3 separate regions of the Homo sapiens genome follow, and all the other regions are linked to region 1. Evidence: read pairs that join two places in POLR2A ChIA-PET (ENCODE). Cell type or tissue: B cell. All regions are shown on one strand.

Evidence for each region. Peaks named below come from ENCODE experiments on the same cell type or tissue, not always from the same donor. Only the 100,000 strongest peaks of a DNase experiment are listed, where the experiment ranks them.
Region 2: POLR2A ChIA-PET joins it to region 1 with 5 read pairs; 7 of 35 experiments call an interaction of 5 or more read pairs at or near these places.
Region 3: POLR2A ChIA-PET joins it to region 1 with 5 read pairs; 1 of 35 experiments calls an interaction of 5 or more read pairs at or near these places.

What each region holds. Positions count from the first base shown.
Region 1 is chr12:120,890,608-120,894,607 of GRCh38, forward strand. The region is part of intron 1 of SPPL3 (signal peptide peptidase like 3); the gene reads right to left. Among named protein-coding and RNA genes, the nearest start is that of SPPL3, 12 kb to the right of the region's middle. In B cell, no CTCF peak of the experiment used is centred here; a DNase peak (open chromatin) is centred at 1,834; H3K27ac peaks cover 644 bases.
Region 2 is chr12:120,280,650-120,284,649 of GRCh38, forward strand. It overlaps the pseudogene NME2P1. Among named protein-coding and RNA genes, the nearest start is that of RNU4-2, 9.3 kb to the right of the region's middle. RefSeq lists an enhancer at 1-14. In B cell, no CTCF peak of the experiment used is centred here; no DNase peak of the experiment used is centred here; H3K27me3 peaks cover 194 bases.
Region 3 is chr12:122,811,668-122,815,667 of GRCh38, forward strand. CCDC62 (coiled-coil domain containing 62) reads left to right here. Exons shown (of 13, transcript NM_201435.5): 11 at 1,603-1,752. Among named protein-coding and RNA genes, the nearest start is that of HIP1R, 22 kb to the right of the region's middle. RefSeq lists a silencer at 570-745 and an enhancer at 1,931-2,010. In B cell, a CTCF peak has its summit at 1,808; a DNase peak (open chromatin) is centred at 1,864; H3K4me3 peaks cover 634 bases; H3K27ac peaks cover 1,420 bases.

The DNA.
Region 1 (4,000 bases):
AAATCAAATCCAGAATAATCTTCACTTTTAATAAACTATGGGCCAGACCACTGAGGATAAACACATGAACATTATTCATGTCCTCAAAACTTTAAGGGAAAAAAGGGAAGGGTCATCTTGGAACAAAAATTTAGGAAAAGGGAGAGGAAGCAAATTTAAAATATATTAAATAATATTCTACATATACACACAAACACGGAGCGAAAAGTCAACAGGCCTTATTATTTGATGAGAATCAAGAATGTCTCCGAGGTATCTAGCTGTGAAGCCGAAACCCGATGCTCTCAACAGCTAACAGGACAAGCTAAGACTATCTATCCTATCACTAAAGGTTGACTCATTATCAACTTGGTAAATCTAACCTGAACACAAAGGTGGATTTCCAGAGATGTCTTGGGCCATCTGCACCTTTGCTACACAATGACTCTGGTTTAGCTGTCTACTTTCTGGTAGCTGCCTCCTTTTTCCACTTCATCTCTAACCTTCGCCTCTGCTTCTATTGCTCAATCACATTTGCCATTCACATTTCTTCCCTACTTCTACTTGTTATTCCCTTTTTCCTAAGCTGGTTGATAACATCTGCCCATGGTTTTATAACCTTTGCTACCCAGGAATCCAGCCTAATACATCATCCTTAGGCCTGTGAGTTTTCACCACTGCAAAGATACAAAGGTTCAAAAACAAAACTAACTCCTAATCTCCCAAATGTCTGGTTTATGCCTATTCCAGATGACGGTGTTATTTAATTCTGACCTAAGATTGAGGCACTGCTATATCTATTAACTTTAAAATAAGCACACATCAGGCCACGAGATTTTTTTCAATTGCCCTTTCTGAATAATTATAAAACAAAGGACAAGAAATGAGCTGAAAAAGAAAACAGACTTTTAGAAAAAGGAGAAAAAAACGGCAAAATAAGTTTCTATTAAAAAAATTTTTTTAGCTTTTTAAACAAAAGCGTAATACAAAGACTATGAATTCCTGAAATAGTAGTGAGAGAGAAATATTACATTGTTCAAAAGCTAGTTTACATACAGCTTATACTCATATCTCGAGATGTTTCCTGCAAAATATTTTCACATGAGCATGTTACTGAAATTTTTTTCCCTAAGACTGTTTTGCAAATTCTAAAAAAAAAAAAAAAAAAAAGCAGCTGAGTGTCTCCACTTTAGGAAACAAGTAATATATGCCACATATTTAATAAATGGCTGTTTGGGAAATATAAAGTATAAATAAACTTGTATTTTACTTATACTTTTATAAGTGAGTCAGTGGTCATGTTCAAGAAGACTAAGCTGAATGAAGAAGAGCGCTCTAAAGGGCTTGTGGCCCTTTGTAAATGTCTCCCTTAGCTGAGTCCCTTTCTTTCTCTAGGTGTTGTCAGGATATTAGAAAGTTAGGCAAATTTGGACATAACACTTGAACCAACTTAACAGTAACCATTTTATTTCTGTACTTCCTTCAAAGAGCAGTAAGATGTTCTCTCCTCTCTTCCATGTGCCTTGTCACCATATTTTTAGGGAGACATTCTATTCTAAAATCCAGCATCTAACAAATTTCACCCCTAAAATATTCATTCTTTTACAAAGAAAATCTGAGCACCTACTATCTGTAGGTCCTTGCACCATGAAATTAATGGCTTTGAACCTACCCTTACAAAGTGCATTGTCAAAACGGGAAGATGGTCATATTAAATACATTCAATACAAGGTCAGAAAATCCTGAGTGCTGCCCACATGACAGGAACAGATAAAGAGCTGTAGACATCAGAAGAACATTTCTCCTGCGCCAATCAGAAAGAAGGCTCCACAGCAAGGGGAAAACATTGCAGTCAGACCTTGAAAAATGGGTAGGAGTCAACATGTTTAGAGACTTGGAAGAAGGGCAAACGAGGCAGAAGAGTCACCGTACATAAAAGAGGAAACAGAAGTAACCCAGTGTGGCTGAAGTAACACGTAATATTTAAAGGAAATATAGGGAAGCAGGGTTATAAGACCAGATTGTTTTGAAAGTCAGATTGTAGAGGGTAGATTTTATATTCCAACAATAAAAAACACAAAGGCTATTAAAATACGATACAACCCAAAATTAGAGGCCAGGCGCGGTGGCTCACGCCTGTAATCCCAGCACTTTGGGAGACCAAGGCGGGTGCATCACAAGGTCAGGAGATCGAGACCATCCTGGCTAACACGGTGAAACCCCGTCTCTACTAAAAATACAAAAAATTAGCCGGGCATGGTGGCAGGCGCCTGTAGTCCCAGCTACTCGGGAGGCTGAGGCAGGAGAATGGCGTGAACCCGGTAGGCAGAGGTTGCAGTGAGCCGAGATGGTGCCACTGCACTCCAGCCTGGGTGACAGAGCAAGACTCTGTCTCGGGAAAAAAAAAAAAAAAAATACAACCCAAAATTTAGTGGACAATATACAAACCAAGAGAGACAAAAACTAAACGTACACACTAAGGACTCCTCTGAAATTCTCTTTACAACCCCTAACTGAAACCCTTAATAATTCTTTAAAAGGTAGAAATCTCTAAACTGAAACTACAGTAAAAAAAAATACTGGGTCAGGTGCAGTGGCTCACGCCTGTAATCCCAGCACTTTGGGAGGCCGAGGTGGGCGGATCATGAGGTCAGGAGATCGAGACCATCCTGGCTAACACAGTGAAACCCTGTCTCTACTAAAAATACAAAAAATTATCCAGGCGTGGCGGCGGGCGCCTGTAGTCCCAGCTACTTGGGAGGCTGAGGCAGGAGAATGGCGTGAAAAAAATATATATTTTTTTCCGAGATCAATTTTCTCTCCCTGCCTGCAAATATACAATTATCTCCCTTATTTATAAAAAACAAAAAGAAGACCTTTATGACCCTGCTGTCTGTACCAACCATTCTCTTTCCTCAAGTCTTTCACATCTCAAACAAATGGCCAGTACCCAGAAGATGCCTTTATTTCTTTATGACCTACCCCTGATTGGGCTTCCACCCCCACTACTCTGATCTTAGCAGTGCACTCTCAGTAATGACTTCCTTTACAAATTCAATAGCCTGCTTTTTCTTCATTCTCTCTGAATCCTTGTAGCTTTTTACACTCCTGCCCCTAAAAATTCTCTTATGCCTTTTCATCGCCACTGCACTTTCCTAATTATCCTACCTCTGATGGAGCCTCTTCTGATTCCTCTTCTTCCTGACATTTCTTAATTGTGAGTTTCCCAAGCCTCAATTTCTGGTCTTCCATTTTTTCCTCTCCATACTCTTACCTTTTGGTTAATTGTTCTTACCTCAAATCTTCAACTAGTTCCAGCCAGCCTAGCCATAGTCCCAGATGGCATTTCTAGAAACATTTGCACTAATCAGTGGCAAAGGTATTTGTTTTTCACAACTAATCTTTACTTCTAAAAGTAGTATTTTTGCAAGCGGTTATAAGAAATGAGTGTAGGGGGCCGGGTGCAGTGGGTCACGCCTGTAATCCCAGCACTTGGCGAGGCTGAGGCAGGCAGATGACCCTGAGGTCAGGAGTTCACAACCGGCCTGACCAACATGGAGAAACCCCGTCTCTACTAAAAATACAAAATTAGCTGGGCGTGGTGGCGCATGCCCGTTATCCCAGCTACTCGGGAAGCTGAGGCAGGAGAATCACTTGAACCCGGGAGGCAGAGGTTGCGGTGAGCCAAGATGGTGCCACTGCACTCCAGCCTGGGCAACAAGACCGAAACTCCATCTCAAAAACAAACAAACAAAAAAGAAATGAGTGTAAATTTCATAAGTTTATAAAGTCAGAGTATACAGTCAAAGGCTATCAGGCAAAGCTTGAAGATTTAGTCAAGTTTGGAAGGTCAAGCTAAACAAGGTCTAGACAAAACTTAAACAACAAAACAAAGTCAGGCACTGTACGTAGGTCACAATGACTGTATAACTAGCTTGAAGAAGAAATGAACAAAACTTTCTTTGCTACACCTGCCCTATCTAGGTCAAGAGTGAAGCCCAAGCCTGAGGCCTCAGATGAA
Region 2 (4,000 bases), 610 kb before region 1:
TACGCCTGTAATCCCAGCTACTCGGGAGGCTGAGGCAGGAGAATCACTTGAACCCGGAGGGGGAGGTTGTGTTGAGCAGAGATTGAGCCATTGCACTCTAGCCTGGGCAACAAGAGTGAAACTCCGTCTCAAAAAAAAAAAAAAAAGGTACTTATACAAGGCTGGGTGCAGTGGCTCACGCCTGTAATCCCAACACTTTGGGAGGTCAGGGAAGGTGGACTGCTTGAGCCCAGGAGTTCCAGACCAACCTGGGCAACATGGTGAAACCCCATCTCTAAAAAAATACGAAAAAAGTTAGTCGGGCATGGTGGTGGGCGCCTGTAGTCCCAGCTGCTCAGGAGACTGAGGTAGGAGGATCACTTGAGCCCAGGAGGTGAAGAATGCAGTGTGCCACTATACTCCAGACTGGAGGACAGAGTGAGGCTGTGTCTAAAAAAAAAAAAAAAAAAAAAAGATAAAAAAGATACTTATACAAATTAAATTGAAACAACTCTGGAAGAATGCACACTACCAATGTTAACTGGCTAGGGTTGGGGCTGGAGGAATGGGGTGGCTGGGAATCAAGAGTAGAAAGGAGATTTCACTAAGTACTCTTTTGCATAGTTTGAATTTTTTTTTTTAGGGGCGGAGTCTTGCTCTATTTCCAGGCTGCAGTCCAATGGCACGATCTCGGCTCACTACAACCTCCGCCTGCTGGGTTCAAGCGATTCTCCTGCCTCAGCCTCCTGAGTAGCTGGGATTACAGATGCATGCCACCGTGCCCAGCTAATTTTTTGTATCTTTAGTAGAGATGGGGTCTCACCATGTTGGCCAGGCTGGTCTTGAACTCCTGACCTCGTGTAATCTGCCTGCCTTGGCCACCCAAAGTGCTGGGATTACAGGTGTGAGCCATTGAGCTCGGCCCACATATGTAACTTAATCTATTGCTAAAACAAATTAATATTTTACAAAAATAGGCCAGGCACAGTGGCTCACACCTGTAATCCCAGCATTTTGGGAGGCCGAGGCGGGCGGATCACGAGGTCAAGAGTTCTAGACCAGCCTGGCCAACATGGTGAAACCCCGTCTCTACTAAGAATACAAAAATTAGCCAGGCATGGTGGTATGCCTGTAATCCCAGCTACTGGGGAGGCTGAGGCAGGAGAATCACTTGAACCCAGGAGTGGGAGGTTGCAGTGAGCTGAGATCGCACCATTGCAGTCCAGCCTGGGTGACAAGAGGGAGACTCTGTCTCAAAAAATAAAAATAAAATAAATAAATAATTTTTAAAAAGTACATTTAAAAAAATGTCACTACTGGACGGGTGTGGTGGCTAGTGCCTATAATCTCAGCACTTAGGGAAGCCAGGCGGGAGGATCACTTGAGTTCAGGAAAACAGCCCATCTCTACAAAACATTAAAAAATTATCCAGTTGTAGAGGTGCCAACCTGTAGTCCTAGGTACTGGGGATGTTGAGGAAGGAAGATTGCTTGAGCCCAGGAGTTGGAGGCTGCAGTGAGCCATGATCACACCATTACACTCCAGCCTGGGTGACAGAGCAAGTCCTTGTTCCAAAAAAGAAAGAGAGGAGCGCAGCACTGCCGCCTGGCCCCTCCAGCTTCCCGGACCACGGCCAACCTCGAGCGCACCTTCATCACCATCAGGCCGGACAGCATGCAGTGCGGCCTGGTGGGCAAGATCATCAAGCGCTTCGAGCAGAAGGGGTTCCGCCTCGTGGCCATGAAGTTCCTCCCGGCCTCTGAAGAACACCTGAAGCAGCACTACATTGACCTGAAGGACCGCCCATTCTTCCCTGGGCTGGTGAAGTACATGAACTCAGGGCCGGTCGTGGCCATGGTCTGGGAGGGGCTGAACGTCGTGAAGACAGGCCGAGTGATGCTTGGGGAGACCAATCCAGCAGATTCTAAGCCAGGCACCATTCGTGGGGACTTTTGCATTCAGGTTGGCAGGAACATCATTCATGGCAGTGATTCAGTAAAAAGTGCTGAAAAAGAAATCAGCCTACGGTTTAAGCCTGAAGAACTGGTTGACTACAAGTCTTGTGCTCATGACTGGGTCTATGAATAAGAGGTGGACACAGCAGCAGTCTCCTTCAGCACGGTGTGGTGTGTCCCTGGACACAGCTCTTCATTCTACTGACTTAGAGGCAACAGGATTGATCATTCTTTTATAGAGCATATTTGCCAATAAAGCTTTTGGAAGCTGGAAAAAAAAAAGAGAGAAAGAGAGAAGGGGAGGGAGGGGAGGAAGGGAGGGAGGGAGGAAGGAAGGAAGGAAGGAAGGAAGGAAGGAAGGAAGGAAGGAAGGAAGGAAGGAAGGGGAAAGTTAAATAGAAAGAAAGAGACACAGACGGGCCGCGAGCGGTAGCTCATGCCTGTAATCCCAGCACTTTGGGAGGCTGAGGTGGGCGGATCACAAGATCAGGACATCAAGACCATCGTGGCTAATACAGTGAAACCCCGTCTCTACTAAAAATACGGAAAAGTAGCCGGGCGTGGTAGCACGTGCCTGTAGTCCCAGCCACCCGGGAGGCTGAAGCAGGAGAATCAGTTGAACCCGGGAGGCGGAGGTTGCAGTGAGCCGAGATCGCGCCACTGCACTCCAGGCTGGGCGATAGAGTGAGACTCCATCTCAAAAAAAAAAAAAAAAAAGAAAGAAAGAAAAGAAAGAAAAAAGAAAGAAAAGAAAGGCAGTACAGACAATAACAAGAGGGGCCTCAACCGCTCAAGAGTGATTCAACTGAGACTTGAAAACATTTCCTGGAAAAGAGCTAACCCTAGCTTGATGTTTTGCGAAAGGGAGGCTGTGGGAAGAGCATTCTGGAAGGAGGGGTTGGTATTTGGAAAGGTATGCCGAGGGCCCCAGAATAGGGGTAGTAAGACGGAAAGTTTCCAGCCTCCCCTGGCTTATCTCAAGGAGGAGCCTCATGGCTCAGAGGGTGGGTCCTACCAGGCCCTTCGGCCCTCTAGGAGAGGCTCCTCGTGTCCAGGAAACCCAAAACAGGCAAGGGTTTAAATCTCAGTTCTGGCTGGGTGCAGTGGCTCACGCATATAATCCCAGTACTTCCCAGGCTGAGGTGGGTGGATCACTTGAGCTCAGGAGGTCGAGACCAGCCTGGGCAACATGGCGAAACCCTGTCTGTACCAAAAAAACAAAAAATTAGCCAGGCGTGGTGGTGGGTGCCTGTGGTCCCAGCTACTCGGGAGGCTGAGGTGGGAGGATCGCTTGAGCTCGGGAGGCGGAGGTTGCGGTCAGCTGAGCTTCCACCACTGCACTCCAGCCTGGGTGACACAGTGAGACCCCATCTAAAAAAAAAAAAAAAAATCCCAGTTCTATTTGCCAACTGTGTAGTCTTTGGCATGATACCTCATCTTTCACCTTTCTGAGCCTCACTTTTCTCTTCAGTAAAATGGGAGTGAGGTTCTACAGGTTTAATACTTAGTAGTTGTGTGGTTTGAGACCAAGTGACTTGACCACTCTGAGCCTCAGTTGCCTTCTTTGTAAATCTGGATAATAAAACATATATATGCCTTCCATGGCTGTTATGTGGATTTAACAACAAAAACAAAAATGCACAAAAAGGGCTGAGAAATTGTAGCTATTAGCATCATTGAAGAACCGAGGTGAGACTTTAGGGCTAAGAGGGAAAAGGACAGATTTGGGGATTTATCCAGCCACCCAAGTGCTGAATCGAGTTGTTGTGAGTTAATAATAAATATTATTATTATTGAGTACACATTGTTTAACACGTGTAAAGCATCACGTTAAGTCTTTAAAACCTAATGGGTGTTTTATGTCCTATTTACAGGCCAGGAAACTGAGGCTTATTAAGTAAAGTCACCTGCTCCCAGCTACAGCTACAAAGTGGAAGAGTCAGGATTCAAACCCAAGACTGTCTGACTCATGAAGGGGAGTGTCAGGGTTGTGCCACAGCCTTTGGGCAAGTCCAGGATTCCCAGCCGACTTGGACACAGTGCCTTGGGAAGGCTCTGGTTGCCTC
Region 3 (4,000 bases), 1.9 Mb after region 1:
AAATTAGCTGGGCGTGGTGGCACATGCCTGTAGTCCCAGCTACTCGGGAGGCTGAAAGGCAGGAGAATTGCTTGAACCCGGGAGTTGGAGGTTGCAGTGAGCTGAGATCACGCCACTGCACTCCAGCCTGGCAACAGAGTGAGACTCCATCTGCAAAAAAAAAAAAAAAAAAAAAAAAAAAAAAAATTCAGTCTAGGCCCCTTTAAGAGCAATTGGCAGTGACTAATTTTCATGCCAAACTTCACATCCCAAAGTTGAAATTTAATAGGAATAAACGAAGGCACATACCCACATATTTTTCAAGGCTTATAAGCCTTTAATGTTGTCCTATTTTGCAAGTATTTTGACATGCTAAATACAGCATTGACAAGTTGGTTGAGGAGAGTTAACCAATGCCTAGGATTCTTTTATCGCATGGGTGTTACTTCATTAGCTGTAGTAAGTTCTGTTTAAGTCAAATTATTTAACTGAGTAGGTTCTAAGAAATAAAGGGGGCTGGGTGCAGTGGCTCACGCCTGTAATCCTAGCACTGTGGGAGTTCGAGGCGGATGGATCACTGGAGGTCAGAAGTTCAAGACCAGCCTGGCCAACATGGTGAAACCCTGTCTCTACTAAAAATACAAAATTAGCCAGGTGTGGTGGCGGGCAACTGTAGCCGCATCTACTCGGGAGGCTGAGGCAGGAGAATCACTTGAACCCGGGAGGTGGAGGTTGCAGTGAGCTGAGGTTACACTATTGCACTCCAGCCTAGGCAACAAGAGCAAAACTCCGTCTCAAAAAAAAAAAAAAGAGGCCGGGTGCGGTGGCTCACACTTGTAATCCCAGCACTTTGGGAGGCTGAGGCAGGCAGATCACGAGGTCAGGAGATTGAGACCATTCTGGCTAACGTGGTGAAACCCCGTCTCTACTAAAAAATACAAAAAAAAATTAGCCAGGCATGGTGGTGGGTGCCTGTAGTCCCAGCTACTTGGGAGGCTGAGGTGGGTGGAGCTTGAAGTGAGCCGAGATGATGCCACTGCACTCCAGCCTGGGTGACAGAGCGAGACTCCGTCTCAAAAAAAAAAAAAAAGAAAGAGAGAGAGAGGGAGGGAGAGAGAGAGAGAGAGAGAGAGAAAGAAAGAAAGAAAGAAAGAAAGAAAGAAAGAAAGAAAGAAAGAAAGAAAAGGAATGAATTTAGTTATTCTTATTCTACTATTTGATGTCCAGCTTTGCTTTGTAACACCTAAAGACAAAGAAATATTCACAGGTGATCGGGTGTAGTGGCTCACGCCTATAACCCCAGCACTTTGGGAGGCCGAGGCAGGAGGGTAACTTGAGGCCAGGAGTTCAAGACCAGCCTGGGCAACATAGTGAGATCCCACCTCTACCAAAAAAAAAATTGCTCGGTGTGGTTGCACACACCTATGGTCCCAGCTTTTCAGGAGGCTGAGGCAGGAGGATCACTCGAGCCCAGGAGCTTGAGGCAATCAGCTGTGATTGTGCCACTGCACTTCAGCCTGGGCGTCAGAGCAAGAGAAAGAAAAAAGAAAACAATATTCCTAGGTAGTTAGCATTTGTGTTTGTAAACCTAAGCATTTAAAGGTGCCTCTTAATTTCCTGTAGGCTTCAATTGTGTTACCCTCCCAGGATGATTTCTCGCCCACGAGCAAGCTCCAGCGTTTGCTGGCGGAATCTCGTCAGATGGTGACGGACCTGGAGCTGAGCACACTGCTGCCCATCAGCCATGAGAATCTCACTGGCAGTGCCACAAATGTATGCGTTTCATTTTCTCTTGACTATATTTGTCACATCCAAACACACCACTGAACACCAGTGTGCAAATATCACCGGCAGGGCGGCCTTTCTGTTAGAGGGAGAGTTTCTGTGTCTCTAGGGAGGAAAGGGAACATGCTTGTTTTAAGGAGGAAAAAGTTACACTTAGATGTCACTGGACCCAAACTTCCTCTTTCTAATGATCTGGGGCATATGAAGATAAATTCTTGGGGACTTTTTTCTTGGAGGGGGCGGGTACAGAGTTTTGCTCTTGTCGCCCAGGCTGAGGTGCAGTGGCACGATCTCAGCTCATTGCAACCTCCACCTCCCGGGTTCAAGTGATTCTCCTGCCTCAGCCTCCCAAGTAACTGGGACTAAAGGCCTACTCTACCATGCCCGGCTAATTTTTATATTTTTAGTAGAGACAGGGTTTCACCATGTTGGCCAGGCTGGTCTCAAACTCCTGATCTCCAGTGATCCACCCACCTTGGCCTCCCAAAGTGCTAGGATTACAGGCGTGAGCCACCACGGCCAGCTGGAAATGTTTTAAAAAACCAAATTTTATTATAGAAAGTTTCAAGGCCGGGCGTGGTGGCTCATGCCTGTAATCCCAGCACTTTGGGAGGCCGAGGCGGGTGGATTACCTGAGGTCAGGAGTTCAAGACCAGCCTGACTAACATGGAGAAACCCCGTCTCTACTAAAAATACAAAATTAGCCGGACATAGTGGCACATGCCTGTAATCCCAGCTACTCGGGAGGCTGAGACAGGAGAATTGCTTGAACCCCGGAGGTGGAGGTTATGGTAAGCCGAGATTGTGCCATTGCACTCCAGCCTTGGCAATGAGCAAAGCTCCACCTCAAAAAAAAAAAAAAAAAAAAAAGAGAGAGAGAAAGAAAGAAAGAAAATTTCAAATATGCACTGAAGTGGAAAGAATGGCACGGTCACTCACCTTTGACCACCATCGATTTTATCTTACCCCATCCATACACGTTTTCTTTGGAAGCATTTTAGCTCAGCATCATATCATGTCACTCATAAATATTTCATGATCATGATGTCTCTCTAACAGATATGGACTTTTAATTTTTTTTTTTTTTTTTTTGAGACTGAGTTTTGCTCTTGTTGCCCAGGCTGGGGTGCAATGGCACGATCTCAGCTCACTGCAATTCTCTGCCTCCTGGGTTCAAGCAATTCTCCTGTTTCAGCCTCCCAAGTAGCTGAGATTACAGGCACCTGCCACCATGCCTCACTAATTTTTGCATTTTTATTAGAGACGGGGTTTCACCATGTTGACCAGGCTGGTCTCGAACTCCTGACCTCAAGTGATCCACCTGCCTTGGCCTCCCAAAGTGTTGGGATTACAAGCATGAGCCACCCTGCCCGGCCTAATTTTAATTTTGTGTATTTATTTATTTTTGAGACAGCATCTTCCTCTGTTGCCCAGGCTGGAGTGCAGTAGCTATTCGCAGGCGTGATCACAGCTCACTGCAGCCTCAAATTCCTGGGCTCAAGCAATCCTCCCACCTCAGTCTCCCAAGTAGCTGGGACCACAGGCACGCACTGCCATGCCCACTCTGTTTGCCAGGCTGCTTGAACTCCCGGCCTCAAGTAATCCTCCTGCCTCAGCCTCCCAAAGTGTTGGGACTATCAGCATGAGCCACCATGCTCAGCTTATTTATTTGTTTTTTAGAGACAGTCTTGCTCTGTCACCCAGGCTGGAATGCAGGGCCAACTTGAACCTCCAACTCCCAGGCTCAAGTGATCTTCCCACCTCAGCCTCCTGAGTAGCTGGGATTACACGTACACGAAACCACACCCAGCTGATGTTTTTATTTTTTGTAGAAACAGGGTCCCACAATGTTGCCCAGGCTGGTCTCAAACTCTTGGGTTCAAGCAATCCTCCTGCCTCAGCCTCCCAAAGTGCTGGGATTATAGGCGTGAGCCGCTGTGCCTGGCCTGGCTTTTCTTAACAGTGTCTTTTAAAAAGCGAAATTTAAAATTTTGATTACTTCCAACTTAACAGGTTTTTTTTTTTCTTTTTTGAGACGGAGTCTCGCTCTGTCGCCCAGGCCTTGGTGCCAGTGGCGCGATCTCGGCTCACTGCAAGCTCCGCCTCCCGGGTTCACGCCATTCTCCTGCCTCAGCCTCCCGAGTAGCTGGGACTACAGGCGCCCGCCACCACACCCGGCTAATTTTTTGCATTTTTTGGTAGAGACGGGCTTTCACCGTGTTAGCCAGGATGGTCT